3 separate regions of the Mus musculus genome follow, and all the other regions are linked to region 2. Evidence: chromatin loops called from intact Hi-C (ENCODE). Cell type or tissue: left cerebral cortex. All regions are shown on one strand. Region 1 holds the start of Gins4 (GINS complex subunit 4 (Sld5 homolog)). Region 2 overlaps Ido2 (indoleamine 2,3-dioxygenase 2). Region 3 holds the start of Golga7 (golgi autoantigen, golgin subfamily a, 7).

The links. Hi-C counts contacts between places; a loop is a spot of excess contacts. Peaks named below come from ENCODE experiments on the same cell type or tissue, not always from the same donor. Only the 100,000 strongest peaks of a DNase experiment are listed, where the experiment ranks them.
Region 1: it touches region 2 in a loop (3-fold over the local background); 2 of 42 quality-filtered maps call a loop at or near these places.
Region 3: it touches region 2 in a loop (3-fold over the local background); 3 of 42 quality-filtered maps call a loop at or near these places.

The regions. Positions count from the first base shown.
Region 1 is chr8:23,233,877-23,241,876 of GRCm38, forward strand. It overlaps Gins4 (GINS complex subunit 4 (Sld5 homolog)), which reads right to left and starts at 3,792. Exons shown (of 8, transcript NM_024240.6): 1 at 3,594-3,792; 2 at 3,104-3,223; 3 at 878-964. The coding sequence starts at 3,199. Golga7 (golgi autoantigen, golgin subfamily a, 7) reads right to left here. Exons shown (of 5, transcript NM_020585.2): 5 at 7,450-8,000. It overlaps Gm39141 (a long non-coding RNA gene), which reads left to right and starts at 3,904. Exons shown (of 3, transcript XR_870246.2): 1 at 3,904-3,992. In left cerebral cortex, CTCF peaks have their summits at 3,999 and 5,229 (motif pointing left); a DNase peak (open chromatin) is centred at 3,932; H3K4me3 peaks cover 857 bases; H3K27ac peaks cover 657 bases.
Region 2 is chr8:24,543,206-24,551,205 of GRCm38, forward strand. Ido2 (indoleamine 2,3-dioxygenase 2) reads right to left here. Exons shown (of 10, transcript NM_145949.2): 4 at 7,564-7,682; 5 at 5,615-5,629; 6 at 3,935-4,034; 7 at 3,302-3,419. Among named protein-coding and RNA genes, the nearest start is that of Ido2, 29 kb to the right of the region's middle. In left cerebral cortex, CTCF peaks have their summits at 3,231 (motif pointing left) and 4,212 (motif pointing right); DNase peaks (open chromatin) are centred at 2,701, 3,237 and 4,209; H3K4me3 peaks cover 503 bases.
Region 3 is chr8:23,253,759-23,261,758 of GRCm38, forward strand. Golga7 (golgi autoantigen, golgin subfamily a, 7) reads right to left here and starts at 3,322. Exons shown (of 5, transcript NM_020585.2): 1 at 2,916-3,322. The coding sequence starts at 3,026. In left cerebral cortex, a CTCF peak has its summit at 3,961; DNase peaks (open chromatin) are centred at 817, 2,399, 3,377 and 3,908; H3K4me3 peaks cover 2,250 bases; H3K27ac peaks cover 1,241 bases.

The DNA.
Region 1 (8,000 bases), 1.3 Mb before region 2:
TGTTCACAGGAAGCTGCCATGCTGGTGTTTATAGCAACTCGGGCTAGAGAGGGCTTGGCAGTGGAGAGCGCTTCTGCTTTTACAGCGGACCCAGGTCTGGTGCCTAGTACTCACACAGTGGGCTAATGACCCCCTGTAGCCTGAGTTCCAGAGAGTCTGATATCCTCTCTTCTGGGCTTTGTGGGCACCAGGCATGCATTCAGCACAGAAATATCTGTGCTACCAAAACATTCATACACATACAATAAAAATTAAGCCAAAAATGTGATAGGAACTCTTGTAGTTTATAAACACTGATGCAATGGCCAATCTTAGTTGCCATCTTGTCCACACCTGGAGTCAGCTGGAACCCAAGCAGCTGGGCACAGCTGTGAGGGACTTTTCTTGATCCGATCATTTGAGGTGGACTGATTGACTTTCAAATCTGGGCCACACCTTCTGTGGGCAGCCTACATAAACGGACACAGGGAAAGGCGGCTCTTGATTTTTGCCTGCTTGCCCTCACTCTTGACGGCAAGTTCATCTACCCGGCTCTTGAGGTGTTATTTCCCTAGTAGCAGGACACACGATCCTAACACATACTGAAGATGAGCTGAGACATCTACCCTACTGGAACAAACCACTTACTATCAGATTCTTGGCTTTTCTGCTGGGCGTCAGGTATTGTTGGACTAGCCAGACCACAACCTGTCAGCCACCATAATAAACATAGATTTTCAGTCTTTCAGTCGTTCCTTTAGAGAACCGTGACTGAGATAGCTGGTAACTATATTTTAAAGTGTTGGGCTGAGCCAAGCAAACAGACCACACTTCACCTTGCTGATCAAATGCTTTCAGCTCTCTATTCCTCTGCAGTCCAGAGACAAGTTACTCTTACCATGTGCTCAAGCTGTTCCATGACGCATTCGACAATCTCAGCCTTGCTTTCCAGGAGCTCAGGGGCAAACTTTTCATTCATCCAGGCCTAAAAAGCAATACAGGAGAAATGAGTGATCCTCACAATGGAGCAAAGCACACTAGAGACAGCTCCCAGGCCCATGAAAGCTGCAGGTGTCTCACGTAGAAGGCTCTCTGCTGGACGAATACTCTGGGGACAGCTCATGATGTATGGCAGCCTTCCCATCTCTTCTCTTAGGAAGGGGCTTTTATTCAACCTAAGATTATTTGACTTACTTCTTTCATCACTATGGTAAGTTCTCAGTAATGCCACATGATACACGAGCCTTACCTGTCATCTAAGAGCATCAACTGGAACACCTTTCTACTTCCTTACCGATCCCGGCACCATCAAGTTTCTTCCTTCTTTCTCCTTTTCTGAGACAGCACACTGTGTAGTCTGGCCTGGAACTGGCTATGCAGAGCAGACTGGCCGCCCGCCACCCCTGACTTACACTTACTCTTTCTAAATACTTTCTTTTGTTGTTGCTACTGTATCTTTAGAAAAAGTGAGGGCGCTAATACAAAGTCACCAGGATGGGACCTGACTCGGTGACTGGCGTCCTTTTCAGAAAACAAAATGTTACCACAGACACAGCCAAGAGAGAAGAACAAGCGAAGACACCGGAGACAGCCACCACAGGCCAAGGAGAGACCAGCCAGCCAGGACACTGACCTCAGCCTCTTACACACAGTAAAACCCTGGGGAAGCCACTCATCTGTTTGATTATACAGTCCAACCAAACAAACACAATCACCGAAATGAGAAACTCTGCACTGTAAGAAAGACCCAATGAACCTTTTATTTTTTTAAAGTTTAGTCAAAGTACAATTACATCATCCCCTCTTCCTCTCCTCCCTCCAATGCCAACCATATCCCCCGACTCCATCTCAAAATTCATGGCCTCTTTTAAATTATTGTTACCTATATATACAAATAAATGCATAGATAGAACCTGCTGGATTCATGCGGTGTTGCTCGTCTGTCTGTTTTCAGGGATGGCCATTTGGCACTGGATAACCATTTAGGGACCTCATCCCGAGGAAGACTAATAATCTTCCTCTCTCAGCTGTCGTTATTCGTCTGCAGCTCACTTAGGGGTGGGGCCTTGTGAGGTTCCCCATCCGTGTTGGAATGCCATTGTCATTCATTGTTTGGGTCCTGTCTAAGCAGCAATATTCCTGAGCTCTCATGGGCACAGCCTCCCTGACATATAGAGAGGATAACCCTGCAGCAGATGTCCTGGTCCTCTGTCTCTTCCTGCTCTCTCTTCTTTGGCGTTCCCTGAGCCTTGGTTGTAGGGGCTATGTTGTAGAGGTATCCACTGGAGGTGGGTACCCATGGTCAACTGTCCTCTAAAGAACACTCAATAGTATACGCCATGAATGTCCCAGAACTTATAGGGCAACACAGTGCATGCTTTTACTGCCAGCACACAGAGGGCAGAGGCAGGTGAACTCTGAGAGTTCAAGACCGGCCAGTGATGCATAGTGAGGCCCTATCTCAAAAACAAACTTAAAACAAACAAACAAAAAGCAAAAACAAAACCTAAAAAACCCCAAGCATGTTCAGAATTCCTAAACTACCCGAGGTTCATGAGAAGATATTATTGAAGGAGGAGGAGGAGGAGGAGGAGGAGGAAAAGAAGGAGGAGGGGAAGAAGAAGAAGAAGAAGAAGAAGAAGGAGAAGGAGAAGGAGAAGGAGAAAGAAGGAGAAGGAGAAGAAGAAGAAGAAGACGACGACGACAACAACAACTATGCAAGAAATAATCACTGCTATTATGACCAAAAGGGATGGCAATTTCTTGTTAGAGCAGATATCTTCCAATGGGGGAGGAAACAGAGGAAGAGACTACTATAGAGAAATGGCATGCTTCTCTACAGATCACACACATCTTTACGTCCTCAAAATAGCACAGCAGAGCATTGCTTTGTGAAACATTCTACTACATGTGTCCAAAGCCTACTTTTACTAGCCATCCTTGAAGACTGACAAGATGAGACTCCTAAAGAAGGCCCTGCTTTCTGGCTTCCTATTTTTATGCAGATGTTACAAACACTGCTCTTTGGAAACAAATCTTCTGTTTCCTTATTTTCTGAGCCGTGGTACTGCACACCTGGAGTAAGTTAAGAGCTAAGAACACGGGACATATTTGGGGTGCTTACCTGCTCCAGCTTTTCAATGAGCTCTGCAGGAGTTAGGACCATCTCCTCACTACCCCCATCAGAGTCCTGTCCGTGGAGATCCAGAACCTCCGTCATCGTTTCTCAACCGGGAACCTACACCTGAAAAATAAACCAACACCCTGAAAAGCTTCTCCCACTTACTTGCAAGAAAAGGCATTTAGGGACAAGTTTATTGGGGCTGAAGGGGGTGCACTGGCCAGGGATGGCGAAATCAGAGACTGATTTTTCAGTGTTGGGTTTAGTCCCTTGGTCGGTTTCTCTCCTAATCTTTCCCGCTGCATGGGCCTGGACCTGGGCAGATACCACACTAAACCGCAATGCTCCTTGTCGTCGCCAGGAGCAGCGTTTTGCCTCAGTGGCCCAGGAGCCCATTCGGTTCAAATGAGAAAAGTGCATCGTGTCAAGTGCTCGGCACATCGCGTCCTCAGCTGCAACTGACCCGGGGTCGCTTGGACACTCCAGCGCTCACCTCGCAGTTGGCACTCAAAGCGGCTACACGGCTCAGGGATCCCTCTTCCCTTCTCTCCTAGCCGGCACGCTCGGGGGACACCACGGACTGAGGCTCCCCGAGCGGTGGGCGCCGGAGATCGCGCGGAAAGCCCGCGGCCCACAGACCCGACCAGCAGCGGTACAGCTCCCGCGCTCCTTTCCCCAAACACAGCGTCGACAGGAAAACGTCTCCGCGCTGCGGGAGCACTAACCAATCAGGCCCAGGGGAAAGCGGACACACGCCCCTTGGCCCCGCCTACCCCGGGGCGGGCTCTTGCCGAGCTATAGAACATACTTCCGGAAGGCGGGGAAGGAGGCCGGGAGTGAAGTGCCGGGTGGCACCGTCTCGGGACGGCCACGTGGGGGCGTTCGGCTCACAGTAAGGAAACCAGGCAGCGCCGTCTTGTGGCGAATCGGTACAGGGCCCAGTTCCTTCCTTCCTTTAACATTTACTGTGTGTGGGTTGGTTCCATTGCCAAACCTGTTCACAGATTCATATATGTGTGTTGAAACTACATTTAAGAGACTCACTCCATTGTCCTTCCTTTACATTTTTTTTTTGCGCAGAGTTGTTCTCTAATGTTATTTGAGTTGTTCTTTTTGGTGATGAAAGAATGCCTACTGACTTTCTAGGATTCTACCTTTTTAGTGAGTGTGAATGCAATATACGCATGTGGTACATGCTCAGGTCACGATCGCATAGCAAGTGCTGTTACCCACTGAGCCCCCTTAAGATTATTTTTATAGATATATTTCCTTATTTTCATGTATGTTAGTATGTGTGCTTGCACATGAGTGTGGTGCCAGCTGAGGACAGAAGAATGCACTGGATCCTGATGGAGCTCATAACATGTGGTTATGAGCTGTTCCACATGGGTACCGACAACCAAACTCCAGTCCTCTGGTTTAGAGCAAGTGCTCTAAACCAATGAGCTATCTATCTCTCCAGCCCCTAGCCCCTTATATTTTTTAAGTGCCAAACTTCCTAATTAGCTTCAGAGATGGAATCAGATTGCAAATTTTTATAGTTTTATATACCTATAAATTATGCATCCTGACATATTACTACTTGAAAGAGTAAGAAATAACAGAGGATTGAGCCGGGTGTGGTGGCACAGGCCTCTAAGCCCAGCACTTGGGAGGCAGAGGCAGGTGGATTTCTGAGTTTGAGGCCAGCCTGGTCTACAGAGTGAGTTCCAGGACAGCCAAGGCTACACAGAGAAACCCTATCTCGAAAAACAAAAACAAAACCACAACAACAACAAAAAGAAATAACAGGACTAATAGAAAGTTATGGAAATTTGAATTTGTGGTAGCCTAAAGATTCTTGGTATTATACCTATTTTTTAAATTAAAATGATTTGTATAGATGGGAGCGGGGGAATGTGGTGCAGTGGTACAGTACAATCTTAGCATTTAACCTGGGTCCAGTCCCCAGCAACTAAGTAAAACAAAATCTCTTTCTACAGTTTATCACTGACGTACAAAAAATTTTCATTATTTATTTTTATTTGATACAGGGCCTCATCATGTAACTCTGACGAACCTGGAACTTGTTATGTAGAGCAGATTAGCCTCAAACTCATAAAGATCCACCCACCTCTGCCTCCTGGTGGCGTAAACATTTTAATATTCATCTGCTAACAGGATGCTTATATTTTGTTCCACATATCATTAGATTGATATTTTATTATCAAATAAGCATGGAACAGATAAAATAAATTACATCTGTAGAGTAGCCCAGAGTGATAAGAAATTAGCTTAGTGAGGTTGGTTATGAAGTTGTATTTTCTGAGACAAGAACCAGAAACCAGAAGCCTTGGCTGTTTGGTGTATTACAGCAGATTCTGTAGGCAGCTGTCATTCTAGAAACTGCTCCATCACAAGCTTCCGGCGTGACCTACAGAGAGTCCTGTGACTGCTTGAACTCACCCTGGGTGTTTGTCTATGAGAGGGGCTTGTCTTTGACTTTTACAGAAAGCGAGTAATACAGCTTTACCCTCAACACTGGGCCCTTCTTTACTTTCACTCACTTGTAAGTCAGGAAAGTTACTTTCCACACCTCTCCTTTCCTTTCTTTCCCTCTCCTTCTTTGTCTTTAACATTTCTAGGGGCGACAATCACTGCGGACAAGGCAATTTACAGACACATGCAAGGTGGTTTGCTCTACAGCCTGCCTCCACAACCCCTGCTAATCTAACTATGTTGTCCTGGATGGCCTTGAACTCACAGAGATCCGCTGCTTCTACTGGAATTAGCCACCATACCCAACATACAAGTTGTTTCGTGGGAGCATTACCTAGACATTTTCAAACGTATAGAAAATAAAAAAAGCCACATATTACAAGTACAGGGAGCAGAGCGTAGCCCAGTACAGAGAGCCTGTCTGATACATCCAAGGCTCAGGTGTGATGCCTTGCACTAGTGGTGGCTTTCAGATACACTCCTTGAAACATCCATGCAAACAGGAACTGGAGTATGAGACTGGGTGAGCTGTACATGCTAATCTTTAACTGGAAAGCGGTTGCACGTTTGCAGTCTGAGTAAGTTCCTGGGCATTTGGTAGATGTCAGATTAGTAGTTACCGAGACATTTTGCATATGAATTTGGCTCATGTCTTTTTTTTTGTTGTTGTTTTTTTGTTTTTTTGGAGACAGGGTTTCTCTGTATAGCCCTGGCTGTCCTGGAGCTCACTTTGTAGCTTGAACTCAGAAATCCGCCTGCCTCTGCCTCCTGAGTGCTGGGATTAAAGGCGTGCCTATGAACTAGTCTGAAATGAGGTCAGAGAACACATGTGTGATCAAGAACCATATGCTAGCAGTCAGTGCGTCGTTTCTTAGGGCTCCTCTTTGCCTTTTCTTATGTATGTATGTATGTATGTATGTATGTATGTATGTATTTATTTTTTGGTTTTTCGAGACAGGGTTTCTCTGTAGCCCTGGCTGTCCTGGAACTCACTCTGTAGACCAGGCTGGCCTTGAACTCAGAAAGCCGCCTGCCTCTGCCTCCCAAGTGCTGGAATTAAAGGTGTGCACCACCACACCCGGCTTTGCCTTTTCTTAAAAAGAGAAAACCAACTGTAAGTGACAGTCCCCAAATGTCTCACTCTGTAGCAGTCTGCCCTTAAACTCAAGACCCGCCCTCCTATCCCAGGTGTGCCTAGCCACACCCAATTTCAGAAAATTCTTTAAAAAAACAAGGTGACTTATGAACCTGAAGATTTTATTATTTCTCCGTGCCAGGCCTCATACATGCTCAGCACTCTGCTGGAGTCACAGGTCAGAAGGTAACATCTTGGCAGGCCCAGGAAGCTCCACCTTGAGTGTCCAGAACCTCATCTTGGCCACATTCCAACTTGTGGGAGTTGGTTCTCTTCTTCCATCAAGTGGGTCTGGGGGAATGAACTGTGGGATGGGGCGTTGTGGCAAGTCTGTTTATCCACTGAGCCACCTCACCAGTCCCATTTTGTATTCTCGATAAATATCTACCTTATTTTTTAAAAGTCATCAGATGATCCAAGATACAGTAGTAATTCTGATAACTCTTTTCTAATGAAAACTATCTATTCATATTAAGTAAGGGTGGGTAAGATGCTACCAGGTAAAGTCTCCTGCCACCAAACTTGATTTGTGTTTGATCCCTGGTGTCCTCATGGTGGAAGGAAAGATATGATTCTGACCTCCATGTGCATGCATGGCATGTGCACACTCACACAGAGCACGCACATGCACGCACAGGCTAAATAAAAAAATTAAAAATGCTTAGATATGCTTTATCAGTTATTCCAATATTGTCATCCAAATAAGATGCCATAGCATTCCCTTTATCAAATCACATAGACTAAGACAAGAGAGGGTTTATTTAAGAAAAGTTTTACTAATGTGTTTATATCTTGGCGACATTATTGCAACAAGTTTAAAAGGCAGACAGACTAGAATAGGCTTTAAAGGAACAAATGAGCGTTATACAATTAAATTATTACACAGATCTAAGGGGTTTACTGAGTAACTACAAGGCCCAGAAAACAAATTAAATCTGAAAGATTAGATCCAGTATTAGCACCTACAGTATCTCCAAGTTCAACTGCTTCATTCATTCCTTATGTTTCCTAACTTCTCCCAAACACAGTGCTCTCAAATTCCTAAAAGAACATAAGAAATTCCGATACTAAGAGAGTATAGAGATAAAGAAGAGCTGAAAAAAATTAACTTTAACTTGAAGTTACACGGAAGCCAAAACTTACTTGAGTCAATCAAAAGATTTCTGTGCCCTGAATACTGTATGTGAGGCTATAAATCAGAGTTTAAAGTAGGTTACAAATTAGCAACATACTGTATTATTTCTACCAATTTTTTCTCCTAAGTTATACTTGTAACAAAACTAGAGT
Region 2 (8,000 bases):
TTATAGAAACCTGGACCACCAGCCCAGGGGTGGCTCCACTCACGATGGGCTGGGTCCTCCCCATCAATCACTAATTGAGAAAATGCCCCACAGGCTTGAGCACAGCCCTGCCCTATGAGGGCCTCTTCTGCACTGAGGAGCTCTCCTCTTAGATGATCTATATGTGCTGAGTTCACATAAAACTCGCCAGCGCTCTAGACAGGATCTGTCTCTCTGTCTCATATCTCTGTGTCTGTCTCTCTCTGTCTGTTTCTCCTCCCCTCCCCCTCCCCCTCCCCTCCCCCTCCCCTCCCCCTCCCCTCCCCCTCCCTCCTCTCCTCCCTCTCTCTCTCCTTCTCCTCCCTCCCCCTCTCCCTCTCTCCCTCTCTCTCCTCCCTCTCCCTCTCTCCCTCTCTTCCTCTCCTCCCTCCCCCTCTCCCTCTCTCCCTCTCTCTCCCTCTCCTCCCTCTCTTCCTCTCCCTCTCCTTCTCCTCCCTCCCCCTCTCCCTCTCCCTCTCCCTCCCCCCATCTCTCTCTCTCTCTCTCTATCACACACACACACACACACACACACACACACACACACTTTTTTTTTTTTTTTTTTTTTTTTTTTTTACCCTACAGGTCCTTTGTATATATGCTATGATTTCTGGTTTAGTGTTTTGTGGTATCCTGAGTGTGTGGATGCATGTGCACTTACAGCTGACTTTTTGTCTCTTGGTGTGTGTGTGTGTGTGTGTGTGTGTGTGTGTGTGTGTGCATGTGCCTTTTCCCAGGCTCCTTTCCATCTGTTTGTTTGTCTTGTCCAACTTAACATGATAGTTTTTGTTTTCTCTTACTTTATTTTATTATTACCCCTTAGAAGCCTGTTGGTTTTCCAGTGTAACACAGAAGGTGGTGGATCTGGGTGGGAGGGAAGGTGGGCAGAAACTGAGGGGAGAAAAGGGGAAGGATATATTATGTGAGGGAAAATTATTTTTAAGAAAAAGATAATTAATGATGAACCTAAGCATACGTCTCAGCAACAAGATCTCTGCATAGAAACCCAGCTAACCCTGTAAATTACTGCTGTAATCAATAAGAATGTAGTTTACCAAAGGGCTGGATTCCAAGTTAACGTTTAAATACCTGCTTCATTCTATAAGGTAGAAACAAACAGCGCAGAAGTAACTAAATAAAAAGATATGTTTGCCACACACAAGAATGCAAATAACTGTTGATAAAACAGAATTTAGGCATCTGCCTTCCTTTGGAAGAAACTCAAGGAACCCTGCGCATGAAAATGCAGATGCTGAATTCTCACACAGGGAAACTGGGTAGCCAATGAAGGTGTATACCAGAGAGGGGTCCTTGTGTCAAGACAGCATGTGACAGATAAAGACCACCCAGCAACCGTGACAAATGAGTTAGAAGAAGTCATCAGGAAATGCAGACTAATATTTTATGCTGCTTCTAGTCCCTTGGCCTGTTTTCCTTCCGTGATAGAAATTGCACGTATAATATCAGAATCCATACTTAATGCAGCTTGAACTAAGTCCCCATTTGAGGGTTTGGTTTCTGTGTTTCTTTTTGTGGTTCCTGCTAAGGCTCCCGAGAGACAGCCAGGCCCCTGAAGAAGAAAACCAGGGAGGGAACTTTCCAGAGAAAAGGAAGAAGAGACTAAGGGCACCCAGAGCAGAGAGACACACCCAAAGGGAAAGAGCAGAGGCCACTGCAGAAAACCTGCTCCTTTAACCAAATCTAAGGAGAGACCATGTGGACGTTACCTGCAGGAGGGAGATTGAATTCATTTGCTATCTCATAGCACATGCAGATGATAATAGATGAGTTAAGAACTTAAGTATAAAAGATGAAAACTTCAGAAGAAAGTATGGGGGATTATATTTCCAACCTGTTCTTCCTGAATCATTTCTTACGTAAGAGCTAACGAACAGTCCTGGGACCATATTTCAGTGGAGAATTTTTGCTTGCAAATGGCATTAAACAAACCTTATTTGTACAACTATGTTAGGCTGGGCAAAGGCCTGGGGACTTGGCTTGCAGCGCAGTGGGCCTCCGATGTCCACAAAAGGCATTTTTATGGACCCTACATGCCTGGGAAGGAAGGAAGGATGTCCTGAGGGAAACCCAGGATGCTTGCTGAAGCTGGGCTCTAAACACAGTGATTGGTTATTGGTAAAATCTAGTTGGGGGTTTGGGAGTGGAGGGAATCCACCCAGCCACGCTCTCCGAATCACACACAAAAGCAGCCCATGCAGACCAGACTCCGTGCCAAGGACACGCACGACCCCCTGCCTATGCCTTCCAGCGTTTGATTTTGTTTTTAAACATGATCTCTCTTTTATGGTAACTGTTATAGTATGGCAAGCGCCTCCCCTTGCTGACTCTGTACTGCTGGCAAGGTGCCTGCATAGAGGCAAGGTGGTGGCGACCTGTTTCCGCTCCTCAGTGCCACACTGAGTAAGGATCATCGGACAGCCCTTAGCCCCTTAGCTGTGTGTCCTTGTCTGATAGGCTGTTGTCAGCCTGCTTGTGTGCCAGGAACACTGCCCTTCCCATGGCGTCTCAGCACTGGGGATGAAAACTCACTGAACACTGGACTAAACTGTCCTCACTAGTGCCCTATTTTGACTGCAAGTATTTCAGAGGCTAGGACATATCCTCCATCCGGAGACGCGAGGAGGGCGTGCCCACACTAAGGGCTTCATGGGATGGTGTGGAGGATACTGTTGCCATCTTTGAAAAGTGTGGACACGTGTCCTTCTCCTTCGCCACGTGTGTGAATACAGCTAGTTCTAAAACCTTGAAAAAAAGTCATCACATAGAGAAATTTGTCTCAGGATCAGATGGCTTGGAAGGAGTCTAATTGGGGAGCTCTCCGGGTCCTTGGACCTCCTTCAGCGGATCATGAGGGTCTTTCTGGATTTGTAACATGGTCAGAGAGGAAAAGCAAATGACTCTTGAGGGCCTTACAGACGCCCCCACGGGACAGCCCTGCCCGCCAGCAAGCCTAACCTGTATAACCAACATTCCCCCTTGTGGCCCATCCAATCTCCCAGGCTTCGTTAAGAGATCAGCATGCCAAAGTCGTATCTGGACCCTGGAGAAGGGAAGCTACCCCAACCACACGAAACTATAAAGAACGATTCTAAAAAAAATATTTCTGCCGACTGGAAAAAAAAAAAAAAAAACAATTCTCTGACTGGGACGCTTTACGCTAAATATAGAACACTAGCGCCATCTTGTGGAGAGATGGACCACCATCATCCACGTAGGACCTGCCCAAGTCCAGGCCACTGGAGACGCTGCTCCAGTATCTTACCATGCATTTGGGCCAAGGCTCTGGTGATATCCTGGATGGAGAGTCTCAGCTGCTGCAGGGCTTCTAGCAGGGTGTCCTGACTGTGTTGCCGAATGGCCTCCATTCCCTGAACCAGGGCCTAGGAATAAGATCCACGTTCTCAGTTGAGGTGCTACGAAGTAACTTTTTTTATTAAAACCCCCGCGGGATGCAGATCGCCACGGAGTAGCCCACACTACTGGAATATCTCTGGAGCGTAAATTGTGACATCAAGAGCCTCAACACAAGTGCTTTCTCATTCCTTCTGGGTTTCCCATATCACAGTCGTTTCTACTCTGGCATCCCTACAGATATGCATGGATATGCCTTTATCTGCCTTTCCATAAAACAGTCTTTTTCTTTTTGACCTCTGAGTCTCTAGCTTCTGCAGGTCCATGAAGTGGAACAGCTAGCGCAGTGGGTGTCTGTTGCACTCAGCGTGTGGTACCTGGGTGTAGACGGAGAAGTCGGTTCACTCCAGGCTAAAAGGGCACTGACACCACAGGCTAGAACTCAGATATGTCTCTTCATCGTCAACCCTAGGAGGAGGAGGCCTCTGTCTGTCCACGTGGGGAAAACCACCATAGGGAGAGGGCCGGGTGAGTAAGAAGATACCTTAAGGCCGGGCACTGCTGCCTTCTCCACCAAGACTGTCACTAGGATGAAGCCCCGCAGGCTCTCTCCCCCCGGAAATGAGATGATGGTTTCCAGGTTACTGGAGGAAGAGACCAAGAAAAGAAGAAAATCAGATCAGTTAGAGCCAAATTCCTATGACCTGAGAACTATGACCATTATGGGTGTGTGCCTGCGTGCCTGACTAGAGTTCTAACCCAAGGATGAATTGCTGCCACAGAACCGCGGCCGGAAGCCTGTCATTACCACATCCAAACAGTAGGTGGAGCTCCAGGAACGCTACAGAAGAGGGGCAGGACAGACTACAGTAGTCAGAGGGGTTGAGAACGCCAGGAGAACACAGCCCACGGAATCAAAAACAAGCCGACCTCATGGGGGCTCACAGAGACTGAAGTGACAATCACAGAACCTGCATCGGCGTGACCTACGCCGTCTGCTCATATGTTGTGGTTGTGTGTAGTTTCGTGTTCCTGTGGAACTCCGAATAGTGGGAGTGGAAGAGTGTCTCTGACTCTTGCCTGCTCTTTGGATCCTTGTCCTCCTAGTGGGTTGCCTCATCAAGCCTTGAAATGAGGGGCTGCTGTTTGTAACTATGTCAGGGCAGGTTTGGAGGATAGCTCCAGGAGGCTTGCTTTTTTTTTTTTTTTTTTTTGGAAAAGTAGGAGTAGATCTAGGGAAAGGAGAAGTGAGAGGAGGACTGGGAGGAGTAGGGGAGGAGAAACTGTGGATAGAATATAATGTGTGGAAGAAGAAGAAGAAGAAGAAGAAGAAGAAGAAGAAGAAGAAGAAGAAGAAGAAGAAGAAGAAGAAGAAGAAGAAGAAGAAGAAGAAGAAGAAGAAGAAGAAGAAGAAGAAGAAGAGGAGGAGGAGGAGGAGGGAGGTCATTTCTAATCAACCTGCTGCTGTCCTGTCTTCCCATCAGAGCCAAATCTGACCTGATACAGAACCCAGATGAGTATCTGCACACATCTGCGTTGTCCCCAGCATCTCAAACATAAGCAAAGCCCAGCCTCAAACCTCAAAACAGCAAAGCGGAGGTGAGTCACACATCTCCTCGGTCCAGCAGAGGTGTTAGCCTGGGGAATATTTGCCATCCACCTGTATGCTCCACAGAGCTGAGGAGGGTGTGTGTGTGTGTGTGTGTGTGTGTGTGTGTGTGTGTGTGTGTGAGAGAGAGAGAGAGAGAGAGCGCAGGATGTGACTCTGGCTCCTCTGCTAGCTCTGCTCCCCGGGGAAGGTGGAGCCTATGACTATAGACCACACCTACTCACAAGGGCTCCAGCCCATCAGGTAAGAAGGGATTACAAAGGGACCCTTCTGTCACTGTGACCTGCCTGTTTCTGGCCTTTTGCTGATGTTCTTCAGAAATAAGAAATCTCTGCCAGTTTTCACAGAGCCACGGTTTCTTTTCTTACACTACACTTTTTTTTTAAATCATGGACATACAGGAAAATGTGGTTAAGAAAAATTAATCCCTGCACCCCTAGAAGCTAACCTCCATCAGAGCTACTGCTTGGACTATTGACTTTTTAATGCACTTCGAATTTTCAGGAGTTCATAGACAGCTGATGCTATTCCATCCATACAGCTGACCATGCCACCCTCTTGCTTTATCACAAGCCTTTAAAGGTAACAGTGGGTGGTTCTAAAGGCACATCTTACCTGATTTCCAACGGTCTGGTCGCATAATAGTTATTGGTGATAACAAAGAGAAAAAGAAAAAAAAAAAGAAAACAACTTAGTTAGTAACCAGATATAATTCTTGAGGTCCCGGGTACCCAGGCTCCCACACTCATCTGCAATGCCCTGGCACATGTACGGATCAGGACCCACCTAGGATGGACAGTGAGCCACTGGGTGACAGCAGAAACCAGATCTCACTTGACAGCCCGTGTCGTGTGTCTGTGTATGTACACATTCTTGCTTGCCTCTCTCTAGCTGCCTCTCGGTGCAGACCCCACTTCAGTTACTCTAATCCTACCCACCTGTTAGGAGTGGCCTTACATCAGCGTCTGGTCAGGCACCATGCTTTCCCTGCTGTTCCCCCTGGAGTTCTGAAGATACTGTTTATGTTGTTCTTTGACTTGTGTTAAGAGCTACTTTGTCTCAATACTGAACTGTTTGGGTGGTGGGGGTGGAGGTGGGGGGGGGTGTTGCTTCTATTTCTTTCATTTCTTCAAAGCACTTAATAAGCCCTGGGTAGACATCTTAAAAGACTCAGGAAGATGATGGCTCAGAAGAAATACGGTGGGGGAGCTCCAGGCTTGCATTTGCATCTCTGGGTGCTGTACCTCACTTGATGGGACATTCATTTCCTGGGGTTGTTTTCAACCCTGTCACCTCCCTTAAGACTTCATCTCCCAATTTCCCTTGAATCACAAACCCAGCTTCACAATAGTCCAGGCGCACATATTTATCATCTCACCTACTCCAATTCTAAGTTAGATTTAGTAGCTTTCAATGCAGATCAGTTTTTCGTTGCTGTATAATTGGTCAAAGACCAAGTCAGGCCTGGTTGTGCATGCTGTTAGTGGCAGATAGTCAAGGGGCTGAGGAGGTCTAAGGATCACCAAGTCAGGGACTGCTTATGCTACAGTGTGAATTTCAGGTCAGCTTTGGCATTGTGAGAGAAACTGTATCTAAATAAACGCTGAAGAGAGGGCTGGGGATAGAAAACAGGGGTGGAGCTCCTGCCTCACAGGTGAAGGTTCATTCAGTCCCCAGTCACAAACAAGCTTATCATCAACATATGATGCCATCATGATACCATTCATCATATAGCATCACCATACAACATCAACATCGTATGACATCATGTAACATTATCATATGACATCATCGTCATATGACATCATCATCCCAGAAAGCATGAAGTTCTAAGGCTCAGCAGACTGTAGATAAGAGGAGCCCTCCCCAGTTCTTAAAAGGAAGGGTCTCTTGAAAGGGTCCACAGCAGATCTCAACCATCTCTTTCAGCACTGCATGGCTACCTACAACCAGCATGCCAAGAAAGGTCCCTTTATGTCCAGCCTGGACTTCTTGTTTGCTGTTTTAATTTATAACAAAAGTAAATGCTGCCTTGCGTCGACCGCCTGAGACAGATTCAACTGTGAAAATGAAGTTTCCATGGATTGGTTGTTTGTTGAAAAGTCAATAAACAGATGCTTTTGTGCCCGGGACAAGTGTGGAATGGTGTAAACTAGACAGAATAGATGGTGTGAATCAGAATTCCACCCACGTGAAATCATTTATTCAGAACCATAGAGATCACCTCCAGACACCCCATCCTAACCTGACTTGAATGGAACACAGAACATGCTGAGAAAAAACAGCCCAGTGTCATTATTACAGCTGGAGGCTGACAGTCTGATTAAGAGATCCAGATGGGCACTGGAAGCAGCAAGCCAGTGTGCCTGAGAGCCCAGGAAGAAGAAATGTCTCAGGTTTAAATGTGTGCATTCCCTTTTATTGGAACCCTAAATTAAATGAATGGGAGCACACAGCTCACTATAAAACAGCCCTAAGACCCTGAGTCTTTTCTGCGAAGACAGTTCAAGTCCTGAGTCTTTTCTCAATCTGCTGCTAACTGAAGGAATCCTTTCCCTCCTTACCCTTCTGGGTTCCTTTTGGTCCAGTTTGTCAGCACCAGGTCAGAGTGGACCAGGATAGGCGGGAGTCCCAAGTTCCTGGATACCTCAACAAAAGGAATGGCAAGAGATCTTGGCAGCACCTTTAGGACAGGAATCCAGACAATTAGTATATTCTACTGGCAGAGAAAATCATCACGGTTGCCTGTGATAAGCGACCTGGAGACCAAGCACGAATTCTCTGAATGTTCCACACCTATACCCTACACATGCTTCATGGGAGAGACCCGGTGAGAATGCTGGTTATGAGAACACATTTCAAGAGATGCAAAACCCAGAGATGGAATACACTGTGCACATGATAAACAGAACCTCTGGAAACTGTACCAGGAAGAGGAGGAAGAAGAGGAGACAGGAGAAAGAGGAGGAGGAGGAAGAGGAGGAAGAAGAGGAGACAGGAG
Region 3 (8,000 bases), 1.3 Mb before region 2:
ATTCTGTTAATGTCGCTTAAAAATCCAGACTACATGATATGTCTGTGCTATATTTTAATGTGATCAAGTGACACAACTGGACTTAAGCTCTAGAGAAAAAATCCAGGAGTTTTAAAAATCTGTTGTGTCTAGGCACATTAAGATAGTCATCAGTCCTCCAAAGGTCTTTGGATAGTAATTCAGAAACTGTATTGGAAATTTGGAGATATGCAAAAATGGACCCCCCCCCCCAAAAAAAAAAAAAAAAACATGGCCCATGCTGGGCAGTGGTAGTGCATGCCTTTAATCCCAGCAATTGGGAGGCAGAGACGGGTAGATTTTTGAGTTCGAGACCAGCCTGGTCAACAGAGTGAGTTCCAGGACAGCCAGGACTACACAGAGAAACCCTGTCTCAAAAACCCAAAAAACCCCAAAAAACCAACCAACCAACCAACCAACCAAAACATGGCCCAATAAACACCATTTAAAATGGAATGGACCTAGGAATGGTTTTCTCAGAAGTTTTGTTTTTGATGAAATACACACTGCTGAAGCTAAAGCGATCACAAACATATCGTAAAGTCAAAGGTTATTCCTGCTGACTAGATTAAGTAGAATTCGTCTCTACTACAGTCCGTTTGGATTTTCTTCTCCCAGAAGACTAGGGGGACTAAAACATTGGCATTCTAGCTAAAACAACAACAAAGGTTCGTTTGAAGAACGACTGGGGCAGCTGGGCTCTCAGGCATCAAAGCATCACACTGTAACAGGCAGCGGAGTACAGTGCTCAGCTGACACAATTCTGTGCCCTCAAATAGCATGCGTGCATTTTTAAATATCATGTCAAATAGGACATCTGTGCATTAGTTTCTCATCACACTGGCGAGTGTGATGTTCCCACGGACTGAAAGCCAGACCTGGCAACAGCACAGCACAGCGCAGCGCAGCACAGCACAGCGCAGCGCAGCGCAGCACCACTACTTCTAGGTCAGCAGAGAAATAAGCCTCTCAACGCCCCATCACACAAAGTCAAGAGAACGTCAACGTATCATCAGCACATACCCATAAAAGCCTCCCCAAGTGGTTTACGTAAGTGTTTAACTCAACAGTAAGAGAGTCAAAGGCACATAGCACACACACACCACTACCCATTCTGCGGTTTAGCAAGTCAATCAAGTACCAATTTGGACGGCAGAGTTCAGCAGCATCAATTTCCTGTAAAGGTGTGTGTGACTACATGGGGGTTTTAAACCTAAGATTATTAAGGAAAGGTTCTACCATCCACAATGAAAGGCGAATGCCTGATGTCGCATATACGTGCCTGGCTCAATAAAGAGAGAAGTCTGACTTATAAACCAACAGAGGCCTTTAAATGGCATGTCACAAACAAGTCAATCAAAACCTGTTATCCTCTCCCTCCTCACTCTCCCTGAGACAAGAGTTTTGCAATGCAGTCCATACTGGCTTAGGACTCAGGATCCTCCTGCCTCTGGCACCTGGGCGCCAGGTTACAGGTGTCCATGACCACACACTGTTTACACAGTATCTTTTCAAAGCTTGCTTCATCTTTAATTTGCAGTTCAAGAAGGGCAACTGTGCCACTAACTTGCCAACAGCCATAAATCCCACTTAAGGAGAAGGTAATGAAATAAAGAATTTTCTAGCCTAACAATCAGTCAGTACTGGGATTGAAACCAGAGCCCCACACATCCTAGACAAGTGGTCTACCATTGAATTATCTCAGGATCACCACCTTTTCCAAGCTATTTCAGAGCATGGTCTTTTCAAACTGCCTAGGCTGGCCTGGAACATGCAGTCTTCCAGCCTTAGATTTCCTAGTAGCTGGTAGTTGGCCTGAGTAAGTATGTAGTGCTGGGGATAGATCCCTGGGCCTTCAACCTGGAAAAAACAGGCTCTGTGCACTAAGCCACACACCCAGCCTACAAACCACCCCTCTGATTTTAAATGGCTGGCACACATTTCTCTAGTACACACTCATCTCCACCTACCTAGTCCACAAGCAGCATTTCTTAGCCCCACACCCACACCATGCTTAATTACCCTCCAAGTTCCTCATCCTTCAGAAACTGATTTATGAACAGGAAATAGAATCTGAGTAATATCGCTGAAGAACAAAAGGAGGATCACATTGGGTAGACGAGTAGATTTTTTTTGTTTTTTTTTTGGTGTGGTTAAATCTGAAGGAATGGTACACAAATCTCATCTTTGTTTACAAGGTTGCCCAAAGGACCTCTGCCCCATGACCGTTTTGATATGCAAGGCAAACAGGAAGTTCCCAGTGATAATGACTGGGAGTCAGGGTTGGTTCAGCTACAAGTTCCTTTGCCGTTCCTGCCCGGGACCGTGTACGTTTTTCAGGTTCCAAGAAGGCCTGTCTGGACTGCCGAGCACATCCCTAATAAACCCTTTCAGCTGAACAGTATGACCAGCACAGTGACCACAGATACCAGTCATGACTATGACGCTGTCTTTCGCGTGTCTGAGGCAGTAGGATATAGGTTACCACAGGAGGTATGAGGTGGCCTGGAGTTCCAGGAATTAGCACCTCATCAAGATGTCAATAACTGAGTGAGTGTGTGTGTGTGTGTGAGCTTCAACCAGGTGTCAAGTACCGTGTGTGTGTGTGTGTGTGTGTGTGTGTGTGTGTCGGCATCCTGTTAAGGACACTCTTGGGTGGACTGCGGGCCAGCATCCTAAAAGTTCTATATGATCACTGTACTCTGAGCATTAGCCTTAGTGGTCTTTCTCCAAATACTAGACCGTACCTCCTTCGTATATCTTTTCCCATGAATCCTGACGTCTCATGCTCTCCCGAACCGTGAGACACTCCCTCCCGCTCCAGGGACTCTCCCCTCCCCAGGGCCAGGGGCAGGGCCAGGAGCAGGGCCAGGAGCAGGGGAAGCCGGGCTGCATACCCTGTTCTCCAGCTCCGCGGGGAACTTGGTCTGGAACTGGCAGCGCGTGCCGCTGCTGTAGTCTCGCTGAATGAACACCTTCCCGGACACCGGTGCCTGCTGCGGCCTCATGGCGAGGACAGGACCCGCCGCTCTGCGAGTTCGGGCAAGACACGGGGTCAGATGGCCGGCCTAGAGCCGGCTCTCCGGCCCGCCAGCCCTTCGGAGCCACCCACCGCCCAAAGACGCCCCAGGCCTCCCCCCTCGCCGATCCCCTTCACTCATGGCTGTAGCCGAGGGACTCCAAGCTACCCAAGCCCAGGACCCGCGCCCCCCCACATCCTGGTTCGGCCCTGGAAACACAAACCCGCCTCCTCGGCCCTCCAGCAGCTGTCGCGCCACCTCCGTCGCCGCTTACGTCCTGTCGCAAAAAAACCTAGCCTCTCCCGAACACCTTCTGTGCCGCACGTTGACACCCCGCCCCCTCCGGCCGTAAAGCGACGCCTCCGCGGCTGCGCGTTGCGGTGAGGTGCGCGGTGGCTGGGAGAGAAGTCTTCCTAGTGTAGGCGAATGAAACCCTTCCGGGCGGAAGAAGATGATGATGATGAGGTGGACGTGATCGGTGGATCCGGGAGTTCCGGGAAAGACGCCGGGGTTAGAGACTCGGAATTCCCTGTTGGTTGTGGTGAAGTGGTTTGTGGGCACAGGAATAGTTCCCTTCTTGATTAAGCGTTCCAGCTTTCACGTGGGCTAACCCACCTCGCTCCACAAAAACAACCGTCACTCTCCAATTCCAACAGACACAGATATTTACAACTACAAAGCGCACTACTGGGGATGCATTTGGCCCCTGGAACCCTCTTGAACGAGAGTGAGGAGATGGTATTCCTGTTCTGCATTATCCTGCATCCCTTCTCCAATTCTTCTTGAGGTGTTGGTTTTTTTCGTCCCAGAGACATGTACACCAGCTATACCCGCTTAGGTGACCCGACTGGACCAACAACAGTTCTCTCTCATTGGTCCCCACTTTACTGACTGTATCTTTGCAAGACATCCAGGAAAATCCCTATGCACGTCTGGTGGTGGCGATGTTCTAGTACAACTTTTTAGTATACTGATAATTGATTAGATACTTGATCAGTTGTCACGATAATTGATTTCTCTTTTGGGGTTTTAAAAATAGCATTAAAAAAATTTCCAGCATAGGGCGGGGGACAGGGCAGAGGTCGTCCACTCCCTGGTGATCTCTGAGTTCAAGCCCACCCCAGTTTACCTAAATAGTACCAGGCCAGCCAGATCGTCATGGTGAGACCCTGTCTCAAAAATGAATAGCTTTATCCCAATAAAGGGTGTATAGTAAACCCACTCATTTAACGTGGACATAATTTGTTAACTTCTACCACGTCCATGCCCTTAAACCATCAGTACAATCAAGATAATAAACACCACCTCTAAAAACTTCCTTACTCTTTACAGTCATACCTTTCAGCCATTCAGCAGACCCCCTTTGCCCAGTACTAACCTTTCTGTCACTAGAAACAAACTTGTGTTTTCTTAACTTTCACTTAAATTGAATCAGAGTTTTTCGTCTCCTTCTTATTGTATAGATTCTACTGAGATTCCTCTGTTGTGCCATACGTAATTTCATTTCTGTGACTTTCCCCATTTATTCATTCACGTACTGCCTCAGGGTTTCCATTGCTGTGAAGGGAAACCATGACCAAGACAGTTTTTTATTTGTTTGTTTGTTTGGTTTTTTGAGACAGGGTTTCTCTGTATAGCCCTGGCTGTCCTGGAACTCACTTTGTAGACCAGGCTGGCCTCGAACTTAGAAATCCGCCTGCTTCTGCCTCCTGAGTGATGGGATTAAAGGCGTGTGCCACCACCGCGCGGCTACAAGGCAGTTCTTATTAAGGGTAACATTAAATTGGGGTTGGCTTACTGGTTCTGAGGTTCAGTCCATTATCATCATGGTGGGAAGCATGGCAGCTTCCAGAAAGGGATGGTGCTGGAGAAAGAACTGAAAGTTCCAAAGGCAAACAGGACAAGACAAGCTTCCAGGTAGCTAGGAGAAGGGTCTTAAAGACCAACCCCAAAGTAACACAGTTCCTCTAAGATAGCCACACCCATTCCAGTAAGGCCACACCTCCAAATAGTGCCAATCCCTGGATCAAGTATACTGAAACCAGCACATTAGTTGATAGACAGGAAATTTCCAGTTTTAGAATTGCAAATAAAGCTTCTATAGAATTAGCCTACAAGTCTGTGTATGTTTTTTTAAAAAGAGGTTGAGATTTCAATTTATTTTTATTGGTGAATCCTGTAAAGGCATTTTTCCCTTTTTAATTTTATAAACTTTATTATTAACAGGCTTGCAAATAAATAAAGACAACACACACCAAAATTAGCCAGACCCCAAATCTATACAAATGAACTTCTATCCAGTTAGAAGTGACACCCAGAACAGAAGCTGTGGAGCTTCACAGTACGTTTTACACTTTTAGTATCTAATGTATCTTATGCACTTATTCATTACACAAAACAATAACAACAAAAACTAATTGTGATGGTTTGTATATTCTTGGACCAGGGAGTGGCACCTTTTGGAGGTGTCGCCTTGTTCGAATAGGTGTGGCCTGGTTGGAATGGGTGTGTCACTGTGGGTGTGGGCTTAAGATCCTCACCCTAGTTGCCTGGAAGTCAGTCTTCCACTAGCAGCCTTTGGATGAAGACATAGAACTCTCAGCTCTGCCTGCGCCATGCCTGCCTGGATGCTGCCATGTTCCCACCTTGATGATAATGGACTGAACCTCTGAACCTGTAAGCCAGCCCCAATTAAATGTTGTTCTTTATAAGACTTGCCTTGGTCATGGCGTCTGTTCACAGCAGTAAAACCCTAACTAAGACACTAATCATCATCATCTTCTTCTTCTTCTTCTTCTTCTTCTTCTTCTTCTTCTTCTTCTTCTTCTTCTTCTTCTTCTTCTTCTTCTTCTTCTTCTTCTCCTTCATCCTTGGTAGACTTAGGATAGATTCATTTTTCACAGTACCTTGACTTGGTTTGCAAAACACTTCAGTTAAAGCAACTAATTCTGTCTCTGGAACTACTAAAGGGTCACAGCATCAGGGAGGTTGAGAACCAAGGTTAAGAAAATGTCTCCATAAGACTCAGCTCCAGGGCATTTTTTCAATCAGTGATCAATGGCGAGGGCCCAACCCATAGTGGTTGGTGCTATCCTGGGCTGATGGTCCTGGGTTCTATAAGGAAGCAGATTGAGCAAGACATGATGAACAAGCCAATAAGCAGCACCCCTCCATGGCCTCTGCTTTAGCTCCTGTTCCAGATTTCTGTCCTGTTTGAGTTCTGTCCTAGATTCCTTCAATGATGGACCACTGCATGGAAGTATAAGCCACTTTTCCTCACAACTTGCTTTTGGGTCCCAGTGTCACAGCAATAGTCACCCTGACTAAGACAAACAGTAAGCACTTACTGCCACTGAACTGTCTCTCCAGTCCCTTCCCTCTGAAGTCTGGAGAAGTGTTTATGAATGTTTAGGTAAGAATACATCTTAATAGGTTCCATTGTTTAGTATGTGTACAGTAGTCAGTATTCTACCAGTGTACTGGAATATCTGACACGGGCTTCTTATGCAATAAAGAGCTGTTTATTTTAGACATGACTCTGGAAACTGGAGTCCAAGATTGAGTAGCTCCATTGGCTCAGTCCCTCTGCAGTAGATGGCACATCCTAAGGCAGTAGTTCTCAACCTTCCTAATCCCACGACCCTTTAACACAGCTCCTCATGTTGTGACCTTCAACAATAAAATTATTTCTGTATTATAATTGTAATTTTGCTATGGTTCTGAACTATAGTGTGTTTCTGATGGTCTTAGGTGATCCCTGTGAAAGGGTTGTCCAGCCTCTGAAGCCTGATCCACAGGTTGAGAACCGATGTTCTAAGGGAATCTATTCTAACCTGGAAAGCAGATGAAGAAGATGGGTCCTACAGTCCACTTTGAGGACACGTCTCCACTGACCTAAGAACGTCCCACAGGGCCCCATAACACCTCCCCATATCTTGAGGACCAAATCTTTACCTGTAGACCCCCGCCCCCACCCCCCTAGGGACACAACTCATTCCAAAACCATAACAGTGTGGTTTCCTCTCACTGAATTTGGGGATTTGTATATTTTGAAGAAAAGTCTTTCATCAGACACGTGGTTTGCAAACATTTCCCCCCTAGACTGTAGACACTGCCGTTTGCCTATCTTAGCATGATCATAGGCTTGAGAAAATAGTGTGCATGTGTCTTGAGGGCATTTTTCTGCCTACCACAAGTATGGATTGAAGCTCTCCAGTCCAGTAAGACTGCAGTTTAATTTGGTTAAGTGGTTTGTATTTGAATGGGGCTGCAGCTGGGCTGCAATTCTCAGCCCTCCCATCTCCTTTGCCTCTACAGAACAAAAACTTATTGTGCACCATCTTGACTAATTTTTTTTTCCCCGCTGTTACTGAGTTTCTGTGCTGTGGCTTCTAATCTGCTACCCTATCAGAAGTATTGAGAAAGATCTATTTCTTACTCCTGTATTCCAGACACTGGCCTCAACTTATGTAGTTAAGGGTAGTCTTGAACTTTTGATTTTCCTACCTCTGCCGCCCAAGTGCTGGGATTACAGGTGTAGGCTATTGCTAGGGTAATGGGATGCTGGGGCTTGAACCCAGGGCTTTTTGTTTGATAAACAGGCATTCAAGCGATTGAGAGACATTCTTCGCTGTTAAATTGTACATAGTAAACAGAGAGGAATATCGCTATAGAAGCATTAGGTTTCTAGGAAAATGAAGATTGAAAATGTTACCTGCTTGCTTCACATTCTGTACAGAAACCCTCCTCTATAACCTTTCCATATGCATCTGCATTCATTTTCTATTTTTTTTTGTTTTTTTTTTGTTTGTTTTTTGCTAGCTTGCCTTCAAACTGCCTTTTAAATGTGTGTTTATACCTACAGACAAATACCTTCCAGTCTTGACCAGAGAGGCTCCACTTTGTAGTGAATGCCAGGGAATTTGGAGACTCCTGGCTGTTTAAGATGCTGAGAATAAGTGA